2 separate regions of the Homo sapiens genome follow, and region 2 is linked to region 1. Evidence: chromatin contacts called from ENCODE Hi-C or POLR2A ChIA-PET data. All regions are on one chromosome and are shown on one strand. The core of a region is the stretch at or near the end of the contact, and the rest is flanking DNA. Distances in the headings are between cores, read along the strand shown.

Region 1 (7,466 bases), core at 3,216-5,715:
CAGGCACAGTGGGCACGCCTGTGGGTGGTTGGTCAGTGGTGGTCGGGCCAGTAGGGATGCCTGAGACTGTCCTACAAGGCACTTCATCTGGCACTGGACAGTGATGAGCATGGCGGGTGCTTTCCTGGCCCCAGGGAGACTGTGGGCCAGAGCAGGGGAGACAGACAGCACACAGGACACTGAGGAGGCATTTCTGTTTGCCATTCTCCTTCTCTGGGCCTGCCACTAAACCCTACCTGGACAGTCACTGTGAGGGTGGCCAGAGCGCAGAGCCCCAGGACACAGCCTGGGTGCCGGGGACAGGTGGGGCTGGAGAGGCAGAGAGAGACCACATTCTGAGTGGAGAGCCAGCCGGATGCTGACGCAGGCGGAGATAAAGAGGCGCCTGGTAGGAGGTGGGGGCGGAGTGGGGAGAATTCACAGGGGGCTGGGTGTCCAAGTAATGGGGAAGCTGCAGGTTCAGTAGGTGTTGCATCTTGAGGGCAAGAGAAGTGGACACGGCTCTCCATTCCACTCTCATCCCCACCGAGCAAGTCGAGTTCTGACGAGGCGGCGAGGCCGCTTTGGGATCATTTCATTCCTGGATGGAGCATCACAGCAGAGGTGATTCAGAGGCAAAAGACTCAGGACAGGTTCCTGGCACAGCCAGGAACCCTCGGCTTCCTGGAAAAGCTGAACCACTATGTCCCTAGTCCTTAGTGAGTGCCTATGAGGAGGGAGGGTTACGACTCTAGGGTATGGGGTGAAAATTTGGTAGAGTTTAGAATAATTTAGAAGAATAAGGATTTCTTGAAGGGGGAAAAATGAGCTATGTAAGAATAAGAAGTAACAGTTTAAAAAAATCCAAACAGGATGGAGTTATAGGTTGCTCTGTTTTGAAAACAAAATTTCGGCACCTGGGCTAAAGGTCGAAGCTGATGGATCAGAAATCAGTTCAAGGCACCAAATTTTGGGTACTCAGGCAGCAAGATGAGCCAGCAAGAGCTCAACTGTCCCTGAAGGTGTAAAACCTCAGGGAAGGAGCTGGAGCCAATTGCAGGCCCTGTAAAAAGGCCATAGGTGCCTGTGCAACTCGTAATGAGCAAAGAAGACACCTGGAGTTACATCAGCCAAGTGGTAGCTTCCAGCTCAGGACCTGAGGGCTTCAGAAAGGATTTGCCCTCAATCTACACTTAGCAGACTGGTGTCTTTGAGCACATGTCAGCTCAGTGAGTTGTATGGGGCATGTAGTCAGAGCATGTATGTGCCATGATAAAAAGAGGAAGAAAAAATGGGAAGGAAGGAAGGGAGGGAGGGAGGGAAAGGAGAAGGGGAGGGGAAAAGGAAGTGTGAAGATGAAGGTGCAATCCCAAATTCTCCACCCTGGGTCCTGCACACTGCACTCCTGTGCAGATCAGATGGGCTCATGCACCTATAGCAGCCCTGTGTCAACTGCTGAGCCTGTACCATTGCAGGGGGCACAGTAGCACTGGAGGGGCCCACCCCTCTAGATGAGTATTAGTTCCAGGAGACAGGCTTTAAGTTTAGCCACATCTTCACCCTAACAGACAGCAATCCCTTGATGCTGCAAACCCATGCAAGGGTCCTCTCTGAACAGGATTTCCTTATTGGTTAATTCTATAGGAAAGTATTTTCCCCCTAAAAACTTAAAGAAAATAATTTCAAATTGGCTGCAGTATGGAGAGAAATCTAGGTGTAATCAAGCCTAGGGCTCATCAGATGAAGAGCAATGGAAGATGCAGAGATACAGAAAGGCAGGATGGGGTGTGGTGGCCCGAGAGCCTGGACCGGAACCACAGGCTCAGCCCAGCCCTTTCCCATCCTATGTCTTTATGCAAGCTATTTATCCTCACTGTGCCTCAGTTTCTTCATCCAGGAAATGGGATATTAAAAGTACCTCTTCACATGGCTGTGAAAAGCAAATGGATTAGCACACATATGAGCTAGAACAGACAGCGTGGCATGTAGTGACACTGCACGGGGTGCTTATTCTTATCAGGTTCTACAAAGCTCTGCTTCCCAGGTGTGCTTTGCCACTGCTGACCTTTAGAGGGAAATTGACTGCAGAAAAGATGCCAATCATTAATTTCTGTGATCTCCTGCCCCCAAGCTTGCAGATCAGAGCTCAGAAAGGATTTACATGCTCACCCTGAACTCAGAACATTTTTGGCAGAACTTTTCCATCCCAAGGAATTGCCAATTAATTATATCGAGCATGCCTTGCTCTGAGCTAGAAATGTCATAACAAAGATTTTCCTTCAAGAGATGGATCAGGGGGCCTGTTTGCCCTGAAAACACCAGGGAAGCTGATAAGACATTCAATGGATGTGCTGCCCTGCAGAGGAGAAGCAGAGGAGGAAAGGGGAGGAGAAACAGCAGCAAAGGGAGGAAGAATAAACAATTTTGAAAGGCACTTCAGATTCATTTTATCATCACGCAGGTCAGAAACTGTTTTTCAGGGCACATTAGCACCACCTCGCTCTCTGCACTCTCTCGCCCGGTCCTCCATGGCTGTGGCCAAGCAGAGGCTGGGCACCATGTCATACCTTGCTCTGTTCTGTCTTCACCCACATCTGATAGATCATCAAGCACTGCTGGTTCTGTCTAACCCCGCGTGGGTTCAGGATTTCATTACCAACACATGGCTCACTTAAGGAAATCTGTCTGGCAGGAAAAGTGAGGACAGCTTTGGGTTTCATCCTAAGAGAGAAGTCAAGATGAGAGGGAAAAGCATCCACCAATGAAAAATATCTAAAATTCAGGCCAACTGCAAGGAGGCATCTTTCACCCCATCCTGGGCAAGTGTGCTCTGCACTCTGCCCTGTACCCCACATGGAGATCTGACTTTTCTCATCTCTGCATCCCCGTTTGATTGCTGCCAATCAAATGCCCCTGAGCCCACACACGCCCTGCTATCCAAAGGCGTCTTCTCACAGACCCTCTCTGTGAGTCATCTGGCTCACCCTGGCCCAATGTTGACATCCCTGTGTGTGTCTCATTTTCAAAATCCAGAAGAAAGACACTGCAACTGGTCAATATGGTGCCATATGGAGCTACCCAGCTGGGCAGGGCTTTCCCAACAGGCCACTGACAGAATACCTAAAGTCAGCTGCTTTCCAGCAGGCTCAGACCCACAGTCCTGTCATTTATAGCAATATCATGTAAAAATATATATATATTTTTTGACCTTCGGTGGTCAACGCACTCATTTATACTTCTAGCTGTGTGTACATTGGGCATCAGCGGGTATGGGCATGCAGGTAATCACTCATTAGAGGGGCAAGAGGAAGGTAAAGAACAACCAGCTCCTGAACACATTAAAGCTCTGTTGGGGTCATGTTGTATTTCATGAATCCAGACCCATGGCAAAGAAGAGTTTGCCATAGCCAGTTACAAATTGTTTCTTTTACAATGTTCATTCTTATCAGCAGTTCATGGGAGGAGTGTCTCTACCGCAACCCACCAGGGCAACCCCACACGTGAAGTCAGCATTTAAACATTGGCCAGGGATGCACCAGACCACCCAGGCTCCCACAAGCTCCCAGCCCGGTGCCCACGCTGGCCAGGCCTGTGCTGGCTGGAGCTCTGGGACCTGGATTGGGGCCGCCAAGATGCTTTGAGAGGTCTGACATTACCACTTATTTAACCATGCTGTTGAGGGTACAGGGCCAGAGTGTGGTCTCCATGGCAACTGATTGCAGCATTGCACATATCTGGAGGGAGAAGCACATTTTTAGATGGATGATAGAGGAGGTGGTCTGAGAAAAATGTCCAGATTGTTTAACTCTTTTGTGGCATTGGGAAACTTATTTAAACTTTGACTTCTTTTCCACAAAAAGGAACTATAGATGTGTACATGGATTTCAGTGGAGATTGGTAAGAGCAGTCTAGAATAGTATTTACCCTCTAGAATAGAGGAGGATAATTTGGCAAGGGGTGGCTTCAGTTTCTGAAATTGGCTCCAGTTTTAGAAATGACAGAAAGCAAATGACATCATCCCGGTGGCCTGACAAATACCTTCAACTTATTCCATTATTCTACTTAGCTCTTTAATCTTAAACAAAAGATGGCTAAAACTGTGACTTTCATAGAGTTCCTCCATGGTAATACTACATATGGGTCACTCCATTTCCTTCCTGGGCTAGTAAATACCTCTGCTTTTATGGTGAGGACTTCTGCCAGCTGTAATGAGCTCCCCTGCGTTCCCCAGGGCTGAGAGCAACTGTGTTGGCCCCTAGTGACTCAGCTTCCTGTGCACCTGGTTTCAGGTCTGAGCCCTCAGGGAGCTGACCTGGGGGAAATGGCTCCTCCTTCATGAGATCAGCATGGCTCCTCATGCCATGAGGGGCAGGCACCAAGGCCTGCCCAAGTCTCCTCTGAGCTCACAGAGGGCAGCCCCTGACTGGCTAAGCCAGCCTTATGCCCCATCATGATCATCTGGGCACAGAGCCTGGCCTTCTATGACAGGGACAGAGGGCTGCTGCCAAGAGCTCAGTCCTGGGCTGCTGTCTCTCTGCAAATGGGGAGGAAAGATGTCCTCTTCCAGCCCGTGGAAGCTGGGAAACCTAGCAGATATTCGAATGAGTTCCTAGGACCTAGAGAGCTGATAATCAGGGCTCACAGCTGCTGAACTGAGCTCCCAAGTAGAGCCTCAGCCCAGGTTGGTCCAAGAGTAAAAACAAAGCAGTCCAGAAGACCTAACTAACAGGGAGCTTAAGGGAGCAAGCTAAACTCTACAACACCCTAGGAATTAATACCCAAAATATACATCATGTTAAGAAATAGCTAAAAGCAGTCATGTAGAATTTAAATCTTATCTCACACCTCTTGGAGTAAAATCAAGGTCAGATTTTACTCTGACTTTACTCTTAGATTTTACTCTTCCTCTGTCTTACAGCAGCGAGAGAACTCTGAATGCGCTTGATAGATACAGATGGATATGATTGGTCAGGAATTTGGCAGAATGTCCGTAAGATCAATTGCATGTAGTGCATTGAAAATGCTATGTTCTGGGGTGGAACTGCCTTATTTCAGAATATATGATGCTTGAGGGCTTACAATTATCTGAAAGAAAAAACCCCAGAAATAAGATGTCAACAACTTCATTTTTGTAACCCATATTGATGACTGTGAAAAACTCTTTGGCATCAATAAAACTTGAGTGATTGCCTTTTCCAATTGTCCAAAATGAGAAGCAGACCCAAGCAGGCACATTTCTGCCAAGGGAGATTTCTCTTAATTATCCCTGAACCTCACTGGCTGCAGGGCTTGGTAAACAGCCGCAGCCTCTGCTCTCTGTAACATGACCTCCTGTATAGCACACGCTCATGTGCACAGGCATCTGCACATACATGCACAAAATGCACACCTAAGAAGAGAAACCAGCAGGACCAAACTGGCTTGGAAAGATGACGACGGGACTTGCTAGGTAAGAGTGTGGGCAGAGCACAGGATAGATGACAAATCTTTGCCAAAAGTTTTATAACATGGGACCCAGTTCGCTAAGAGGTCCTCAGCCTCCGTGTTTAGATAAATGAGGGTTTAAATTACTCAAAAGTGACTTGCCTTCTAAAACCACACAGAATTCTTTTTTTTTTTTTTTTGCAATAAAACCTCAAGACTCCCAAATCTCAAAGAAGCAAAAAAGCCATGTCCCTGAGGACTAAAATAGAAAGAGAAGGAAGCGGCAGCCAAGAACATTATTTCCAGCTCACATAGGACCACCCCTCTGTTTGCATACCCGTTATGACTTGGAAAGGAGGTTAAGGGTCCAGTTTAACCCACCAACATTAATATTTTGAGGCCAAGTGGCATCTTCCTGGAGTGGGGGCCGAACAGGCCCGTGGAGAGCGTGCGTTCTTTCTGAACCACGACAAGGCTGCAGTGCCTTCAGTGCTTAAATCCAAGGAGCCAAAGATAATTTCCAAAAGACTGTGCTTTCTAAGGGCAGAAGGTGAAGGGAACAAACAATGCTCCATCTCCCTGAGGACTGGGAAGATTATTAGGTTACCATTTCAAGACAGGAACATTCAGACATGATGTAGTATTTGGACTCAAGAGTGGAAGGCTGAACCCAAAGCAAATCAGTTAAGCTTGAATGTTGGGGAAGTGATTTCTCTTCTCCCAACTTGACTATTTTCTCCCTGTGTTGATTCATTGCATCTACAAACCTTAACACTTTTACCACGTGACTGCTATTTTTCTCTCTATCTTCCCAAGTCCCCTCATTAGAAACCACTGTTGGCCAAACAAGCTAATGAGCGGGACTGTCCTGGCCAAGCCACAGGAGAGACAATTACAGACTTTGACTGCAGGCCGCACACTCACTGGTTCTCATTCTAACCTCCATTCTCTTCCTTCTTTATCCTCCCTCTGTTGGGGTGAACATTTGGCATCAAATGAACCTAGGTACGGTTCTGTGCGCTCACTAGTGCTGACAGTGTAGGCAAGAAACAACTTTCTGAGCCTGTTTTCTCAGATGGGAGATACAACCCACCAGGGTGAGAATTAAATGAGGTGGTTAATAAGGGTAATGCCGTTAACCCACCAGCCCTGAGCTCTATTACACCAGCCCTTTAAAAGCAGAGAGCTTGCCCTGGCTTCCCTGTGGCGTGGGTGGGTACAGAACTCCCAGGGGCTTGTTTCACCAAATTTCCCCACAAAGCCCTGCATAAAACGCCATTGTAGGGCCCAGCTCTGTCTGAGAGAGCCTGTCAGGACAGTTCAACAGCCTTGTTTCCAAATAAGTAGAAATATGAAACAGGCTGGTAAACTTTTGTTTAAAATCTGACCTCTTTTTTAAGATGACCATTGTTTTCCTAAATTCACTTTCCTTCCTTTGCTTCCTGTCCATAAAGAAAGTTCACACTCACAGGCTCGAAACACCTCACAGCATGGAATGCACATGATGTCACCCAGGAGGACCTCTACAGGGGAATTCCAAGTCAGAGCCATGCCACCGTGAGAAGTCACCACGAGTCTTGGGCCACGTGGGTCATGTTCAGATGCTCTGGGCTGACCTGTGAGCCCGAGAGAGAGAGAGAGAGAGAGAGAGAGAAAAGAGGCCACAGAAGGCTCTGTCGCTGATGGGCTTTCCAGATGGCGATTTAAATTATTCTGAGTTGTCTGAAATAACATTGCCCTTACTGCTTTTATGTTTTTCTTATATACTTTTTAATTCTAATAGATAAAAGGCTTTTAAATGATTTTCCATAAAGGTATAAAATTACCCCTGCAAAGAGAAAAAATACTAACGCATATAAATAAACATATTCTGTTTACAGTTTTTTGATTGAAGGAGAGGTCAGGGATGCTTTGATTCCTTTGCAACCCCTCCTCCCTTCATTTTAGAATGTGCCGTCATCTTCTCTTTCTGCTTCCTTCCACCTTTGAAATGCTCCCACATCACCTCTTTGCTGATGGTGTTCCCTGCTCTTCTCTTCCCCCAAGAAGAATTAGTTCTTCCC
Region 2 (7,290 bases), core at 110-2,609, 250 kb before region 1:
GCACCTGGAACCCTCCATAATATGACCCTTCGCTTCTTCAAGGTCAGCAGGAACTTCCTTGGCTTCAAATCCTTCTGATCCATTTTAAAGGATCCCCTGATTAGATCAGGCCCACCTAGGATAATACTTCTGATTAACCCAATGTCTACTGATCACGGATCTTGATTGTAATATTCCTTCTGCTGTATAATGTAACATAATCATGGGGGTGAGATCGCACCATTTGTGTAAGTCCAGCTCACACTCAAGGGAAGGGGATTGCACAGGGTGTGTACGCCAGGGGATGGAATGTAGGGAACCATCTCAGAAGTCATCAGGATCTCCTGCTCTGGAGAAAGCCAGCTGCCATAAAGTGAGGACACTCAAGCAGCCCTGTGGAGAAGTCTACATGGATGGAAGGAGGTCTCCTATTAGCAGTCATCCAGAACCCAAGGCCTCCAGCCAACAGCCATGAGGGAAGCCATCCTGAGAGCAGGTCCTCCAGCCCCAGTTGAGCCTGCAGATGATCCAGCCCCAGCCGACGTCCTCACTGCAACCTCTTGAGAAACCAGAGCCACAACCACCCAAGTGAGCTGCTCCCAGATTCCTGATCCTCAAAGCCTGTGTGAGATAATCAATTTTTTCTGTTTGGAGATGCTATTTTCTAAGGCAACTGGTTGCACAACAATAAATAACTAATACACAGCCTTTATTCACTAAAAGAGTAATTAATAACCATGGGAAAAAGGTGCATCGAAACATGAGAAGAGAAATCCCAGCAAAGGTGCCTTCTTCCCCTCTCTATCTTCACAGGCAGAGCTCAACTCTGGGCCTTGTCACACCCCCAGTTATGCTGTGGTCACCACTGGATCCCTTCCACCTCTGTAAGGGCGCTGAGCCATCCTCCCAAACCTCCAGTCTCAACCCAGTGCCCTGCTGCTTCATCCCAAGTTTCTCCCCAGTGTTTTCCCTGGTTCAGACTCATAACTCATTCTACTCCAAGTGCCAAGCTCTCCAGCCTGAATGCCCTTCTCTGGACTCATTGCTTTTCTTGCAGTGGCCTTGTCCCTGCTTGTGCCTTCAAGCTGGGCTGTGAGCTGGGGCTGGCTTGAAGGCCACTCTCAGCCTCCAAGGGGGTGCAGCTGGGGCTTCTCGGCCCTGGGCTTAAGGCCATGGCTACAGTCAAGCCATTTCCCAGTAGGAAGTAAAGCACTTAAATCTGGGTTGTTTTCTTCTCAAGCTGTAAACTCAGCACTAGATGACAAATCGCAGCACCCCCACATCCTGCCTGCCTGGCCTCCCACGCCTCACTCACGTGGCAATCTCCAGATAGTGATGGGGATTCCCGAGGGCATGCAGGGGCCAGATGCCCACTTGTGCCCTGTGCCTGGGTGAGTGAGGTGTGCAAGGTGGGCCTCTGTTCTGCTGCCAGCCCAGCCAATGATGGCAAGGACAGAGGGTTCAAAGCTCTGACCCCCATTGTAAACAGGGGGCAGAGGAGCCGCCCACCTGAGCAGCATCAGATCCATGCAAAGTGCCAGGTGGAGGTGAAACACAGCCAGCGACACGACTGTTGGTATTTCGGGTCAACTCACCTTGAGCTGGAGGGAGCAGTCAGCCTCCAAGAAGGCACGACGTGACACAGTCCAGACCCCTTGCCCGCCTCTGCTGGCCGTGAGTAATTGGCACTAAACACGGGATGCGTCTGGGTTTAATCTAATCTGAGCTCAATTACTTGACTCCGCTGATGGAAACCCGCCCAGGCTCCAGTGCTTCAGTGAAGAGGGCGCTGAGGTCGCCTGCTCACTGCAGCCTGGGGTCCTGTTCCTTCTGCTGGTGCAGGTGTGCAGCTCTGATACGCAGCGCCTGATGGGACTGCAGGGACAACTCCAAGAGCAGGGTTCTCTAGCTCACTAGGCTTCTGCACTCATTGTTCACCTGAACCCAGGGCACACGTGGGTGTGGGAGGGATGCAGGGGAGACCATGTCCTCAAGGTTTGGTGCCAAGATGGGGGCCCCAAGGCACACACACCTTGGTTGGTCCCTCCCTCATCACTGCTATGGAACAGGGCTTAGCCCACGCACCGGGAGAGGCTCCCATAGAAGCCCTGGGAGAGACCCAAGTCCTGGGAGAGACCCAAGTCCTGGCTCTGAGCCACCCTCTGCTCCCCACTTTCCTTCCCATCTGCGTTTGATTTTCTGAGGCCAGCCTGTATCTCACAGTGGGAGCCATTCCTCTCACTGTACACAGACGCCCTGGGCCTGGCTGGGGAGTCCCTAATCCCACCCCATGAGCCTCTTTCTGCCTTGTCAGGCCCACTTCTAGCCCATGCTGTTGAGGCATCTCTGCTCCATCCAGTCCGCCCTGCACTCAGCAGCTCTTGGTGTGGAACCCATCCAAGTGCGCCCCGGGGCTGTTTGGATGTGTGGGTTCCCGAGTCGGCCTGCCCTCAGCACCCAGCTGCACAGGCTTGGTGGTGGCGGCAGGGTGAGAGCCCTCCCCACTGGGTCTCCTCTGTATCTATGGGAATGGGCTGCGGCTGCCTACAGAGGAGCTCAGCCCATCCCCATCTCAGGGCTCAGGCTGGGTCTGCGGGGCGCAGGCAGGAGAGTATAGGCCAGGGCTTTCCAGCAGGAGGTGAGAAACTCCCACAAGGACACGCTCTGCTGCTTCTGGGCCAAATAGGCACATCTGGGGAGGAATGGGCCTGCTCGCTGGGAATTCCCCCTGAATTCCCTCCGGATGTCACACCTCTGCTCCCCCTGACCCGAGGTTGCCCCCAACACCTCCACTCTGATTTGGAGATTTAAAAGGATGTGCAGTGAAAGGATGATAAAATCCTCTATCTTATTTATTTTTCTCTCAAATTTCTAACTTGATGGCTAGTAAGTTGTCAGTGAGAGAAAGAGAAAATGTATGGTAGACATAATTTTGAATAACAAGTTGAAGCAATTGGGAGCCATCACTGTCATTTGGGACAGCCTTAAGCTCTCTCAATTAGCTGTGTAATTTGGGATAATTTACTCAACCTCTCTGTTCCTCAGTTTCCTCATCAGCAAAATGTGGAGATAACAGCGCCTACCTAATTGGGATGCTGTGAGGATTGAGAGAATACACAGAAACAGCTTAGAACACTACCTCAATTGTTCTACACACACCTGAGTTGGCAAGTGTGTGAAGTAACCTCCTCCGAGTCCTGGACTGTGGACAGTGATGCCACCTTTTGGCACAACTCCCCTAGAATTTAAGGAGACCAAGACATTGTGAAAACCAAGTGTCTCCCACCTTGCCAGGACCTATAAAGTCAAGGGCGGTGCTGGCATATTTTGTTCCTGTGACAGGGGCTGATGAGGTCACTGTGGGAATCACAGCAAGTCCAAGTCCATGAGGCTTAGGGAGAAGGCTGTGCATCACCCTCATGGGCCGGGAGCTCCAGGAACAGCTTTCCCAGATTTACGCTGAGGGAGTCCTGAATCCAGGAAGGAGGTTCCATGGCCACCTGGCACCATGTGTCAATCTCCCAGGTCTGTGAGTACTCTGGTCTCAGCCAGCTGAGGAAGCCGTGGGTCAACATGAAAATGCACACCCAGGAAGCCATCTGCCCCAAGGAGTGAGTAGCTGCTGGACTAGTCCTCTCCTACACATGGCTGATACCAGGTGATCTGTGAATCTGGCGTCACATGCTCCCTCAATCCCGGAGCCATCCTGTGAAAGAAATGGGCCAAGGTTCAAAGGCCATCTACAGAGAGGACCTCCCCCTGGGCCCCAGGAGCCCTGTGCTCTCTGGCAGGCACAACCTAGTACTCATTTCAAAGGTGTGGAAACAGTCTGGGAAGTTATGTGACTTTTCATCCCCATGAGCGGGGGATCTGTTGACAAACCTGTTTTTCCTCTCATCTGTGCTCTCTTTGTTGGTTGATGTCGAGGGGCAGGGTGACTCTTTGGTCCCCTTCCCCCATTCCAAAGATCCCCTGCAGGAAGAGGAGAGGAAACAGCATATGCTGTCTCAGTGCAGGCTGCTATTACAAAACTATCATAGACTGGGAGGCTTAAACAACAAACATTTATTTTTCACTGTTCTGGAGGTTGGAAAGTACAAGACAAAGGCACCAGCAGTTTGGTGTCTGGTGAAGACCTGCTCCCTGGTTCACAGATGGCGCCTTCTGGCTGTGTCTCCACATGGTGGAAGAGATGACCAAGTCCCCTGGGGTCCCTTTATTAAGGGCACTAATCCCATTCATGAGGATTCTTCCCTCACGACCTAATCATTTCCCAATGGCCCCACCTTCAAATACCATGGCATTAATACCTTGGGCATTAGGATTTTAACATATGAATTTGAGGGATACAAACATTGGGTACATACCACATGCTGACACCATTTGCCATGATGCAGTCACACTCAGTACCTCCCAAGTATCATCTGCATACACCTGGCTGAGGAGAAAACAATTAGAAAGGTAACACCAGGGGCCCTCCTGGTGATGGAACTGCTCTGTATCTCGACTGTGGCAGTCACATGATTGGACACATGATAAAATTGCATGGAACCAAACACACACACACAAATGAGTGCATGTGAGCCTGATGAAATTTGAATAAAGTCGATCCTTGGATCAATGTGAATTTCTGGTTATGACAGCTATTCTTATGTAAGATGTTACCACTAGGGGAAACTGGAGAATCTCTGTAATATTTCTTACCACTGCATGTGAACCTACAACTCTCTAAAAATATTTTTTAATTGAAAAAAATTAATTCTCACACTCCAAAGTGCATTTAATTTAAGCTACTTTAGTAAATAGGCAGCTGAAGCCCAGGAGGGGCTCCTCCGTCTTTGCTGCTGTCCCCTCCTGGCACCTGTGGCTGCAGGTGAGTGCCAGGAGGAGCATTTCAACAGGGGGAGCCCCGGGGAGAGGGCTGGGCTGGGACTTGCTAATGCTGGTCTTCAAGGAGAACCTAGGAGTGAGTCAGGGCTGGGAGTGAGTCTGCAGGAGGAGCCCTCTGGAGGCCCAGGGGTACCCATGTGGGAGCTGTCTCTCAGCTGGGCAGAGACCTGGCTCCAGTCCCATGGGGGCAGAAGAGGTGGACAGCACAATCTCCTTCAGTCCAGCTGGTGGCCAGTTCTCTAAACCCTCTGATAAAGAGAGGCTCGGATCTCAACATTCACTGCCTCTCAGGGTGGAGAAAGGAAGATTCAAAGTGGGAATGAGGGAATGCTATACTTACTATAAGCAACCAAAATGTATGTTGTGAAAAAGTGTTTTTTAATTGATGTGTTTTTTTCTATTACAGATTCCAAAATATTAAAATTTTGATTTTTCCTATTTTGAGGCAAGTATGTACTCCATCTTCTTAACCCTTAATTAGTGTTTTATCAGAACATCATAATTTTAATCCCAGGGTCAGGTGTGTTTGGGAGGTGCTGACCAGAGCTAACTTAGCAGCTCCTGCAGGAGAGGCCTTCATGGTGCTGCCAGCTCTACTCCAGTCCCTCTCTTGCTCTAAGTTCTCTGCCACTCAAGACTGCCCATTCCTTCCCAGGTCCCAGCTCTCCCTATAGTTTCTCTCATGTGCAGAGCCATGACTTGCAGTGGCAATCGGCTGGGCCCATGGATGCCATGTGATGCCTTAGCTTTTCTTACAGCTCAGTCTTGGGAGTGCAAGAGAGACAATAATTGACTGAAAAATCATGTGGCTCTCTGGTCTGAGGTTCAGAAATCTTTCAATTGTGCTTACGGAAGCATGGCTTCCCCTTGTGGAGGTTGTTATTGTTGTCAGTGGTGGGGTGTGTGTGTGTGTGTGTGTATGCACCCGTGTGCACACATACATTATGTTTTGTTTGAGATTTTAATACTTGAAGCAGGAATTAGCAAGATCAGACACCATTTCCTTTCACTGAGAGTTAGCCAGGCTTGATTCCTTCCCGGAGCTACATTCTTTCTCCCTTGGTCCAGGGAAAACTTCTCAGATTGGGTTCCTGGTTGATGTGAAGTGTAAACACGATGCAAAAAGGAGACTCCTGGCTTCAGTGTATTCATCAAGAATTATTGGCATAACCATTACCAATTAAAACATACAAGGTTTCCCAGATATTCTTACCTGATCATATTACAAGACAGCCATTTAAAACTGCCCTAAGGCCATCAGTCTAAGCAAAAGCAACCAATCTAAGAAGCAAAAAGTAACACATACTGGAATCCCATGCTATGTGATGACATGGAGAAGTTCGTAACATACACAAACCAAGGGTTCTTAGGGGGGATATGGCCTGTTGAGGGGCATTAGGTTGCAGTCTTGGTTGATCCAATTTAAACACCTGGGTTGATACAGAATTCTGATTTTCTAGGCCTTGATATTTGCTACAAGCGAGTATTTCTGCATAACTTGGGTCACTTTTTCCTCATGGTTACCTGACCAGTCTGTTCACTGTGAACATTGCCTACTGTGTCCACCTATCATGGAGAAGACCTGAAATTCCACTGTGAGGACTCTAGAATCACAGGTCAGGAGACAAGTAATCTTTCCAGCAAAGAAGTTTCTCAACCTTCTGGTAAACATAGTACAGGGAATTTTAAAACTTCTGTTTGGTCCTCTAAGACTTTGGTCCAGACTTTGGCTTTGAATTTAAGACTTAATAGGGGCTACCCTGGAAAATTAAAGAACCCCAGCTAGGAAGTTGTCATAAGGGATGCACTTACTTTGGGGACACTTGTATGAGATCATCAGGTATGGCATCACCAAAGAACTCTCCAGCCCACCTACAACCGTTCTCCCTCAAGGCCAACACTGGTAAGAGCAGGCACAGACAGGGAGGGTTGAATCACCAGGATCAGCACCAGACAGCATATTCTCTCTAAAATCTACCAATGTGGGAAGAGCCAGAAGGGTGGATTCAATCCAGATGCCCAGGGAAATCAGATCCCAACACCAGGTCAAGGGGAGGAACTGGGAGGCATAAGCAGGACGCGAAAGCCAAGAGAAAACCCAGTGGATCTGGAACAGCAGTGAGGAGGCTCCCAGTGAAAAAAAATTTTTTTTTTTTTTTTTTTTTTAAACGGAATCTTGCTCTGTCGCCCAGGCTGGAGTGCAGTGGCACGATCTCAGCTCACTGCAAACTCTGCCTCCCAGGTTCAAGCGATTCTCCTGTCTCAGCCTCCCGAGTAGCTGGGATTACAGGCGTGTGCCACCACGCCTGGCTAATTTTTGTATTTTTAGTAGAGACAGGGTTTCACCGTGTTAGCCAGGATGGTCTCAATCTCCTGACCTCATTATCCGCCCACCTTGGTCTCCCAAGGTGCCCAGTGAAA

Evidence for each region. A loop is a pair of places that touch in the nucleus more often than their neighbours do. ChIA-PET counts read pairs that join two places held with the same protein, here RNA polymerase II (POLR2A). Pooled maps may share reads with other maps.
Region 2: a loop to region 1 is called in a map with no recorded cell type, with 7 times the contacts of the local background. The contact joins two enhancer-like sites. A Hi-C loop is called at or near these places in 4 of 37 single-sample maps with no recorded cell type and 2 of 50 pooled maps. POLR2A ChIA-PET finds 5 or more read pairs at or near these places in 1 of 52 experiments (BJ).

Annotation. Positions count from the first base shown.
Region 1 is chr10:44,007,943-44,015,408 of GRCh38, reverse strand. No RefSeq gene overlaps it. Among named protein-coding and RNA genes, the nearest start is that of LINC02659, 99 kb to the right of the region's middle. RefSeq lists enhancers at 1-218, 4,513-4,592, 6,723-7,042. Within about 2 kb of position 4,465, at least 5 of the 41 ENCODE cell types and tissues checked have a DNase peak (open chromatin) inside an H3K27ac peak, as active enhancers do.
Region 2 is chr10:44,255,880-44,263,169 of GRCh38, reverse strand. No RefSeq gene overlaps it. Among named protein-coding and RNA genes, the nearest start is that of LINC02881, 33 kb to the left of the region's middle. RefSeq lists enhancers at 965-1,094, 1,195-1,274, 2,285-2,344, 333-2,517. Within about 2 kb of position 1,359, at least 6 of the 41 ENCODE cell types and tissues checked have a DNase peak (open chromatin) inside an H3K27ac peak, as active enhancers do.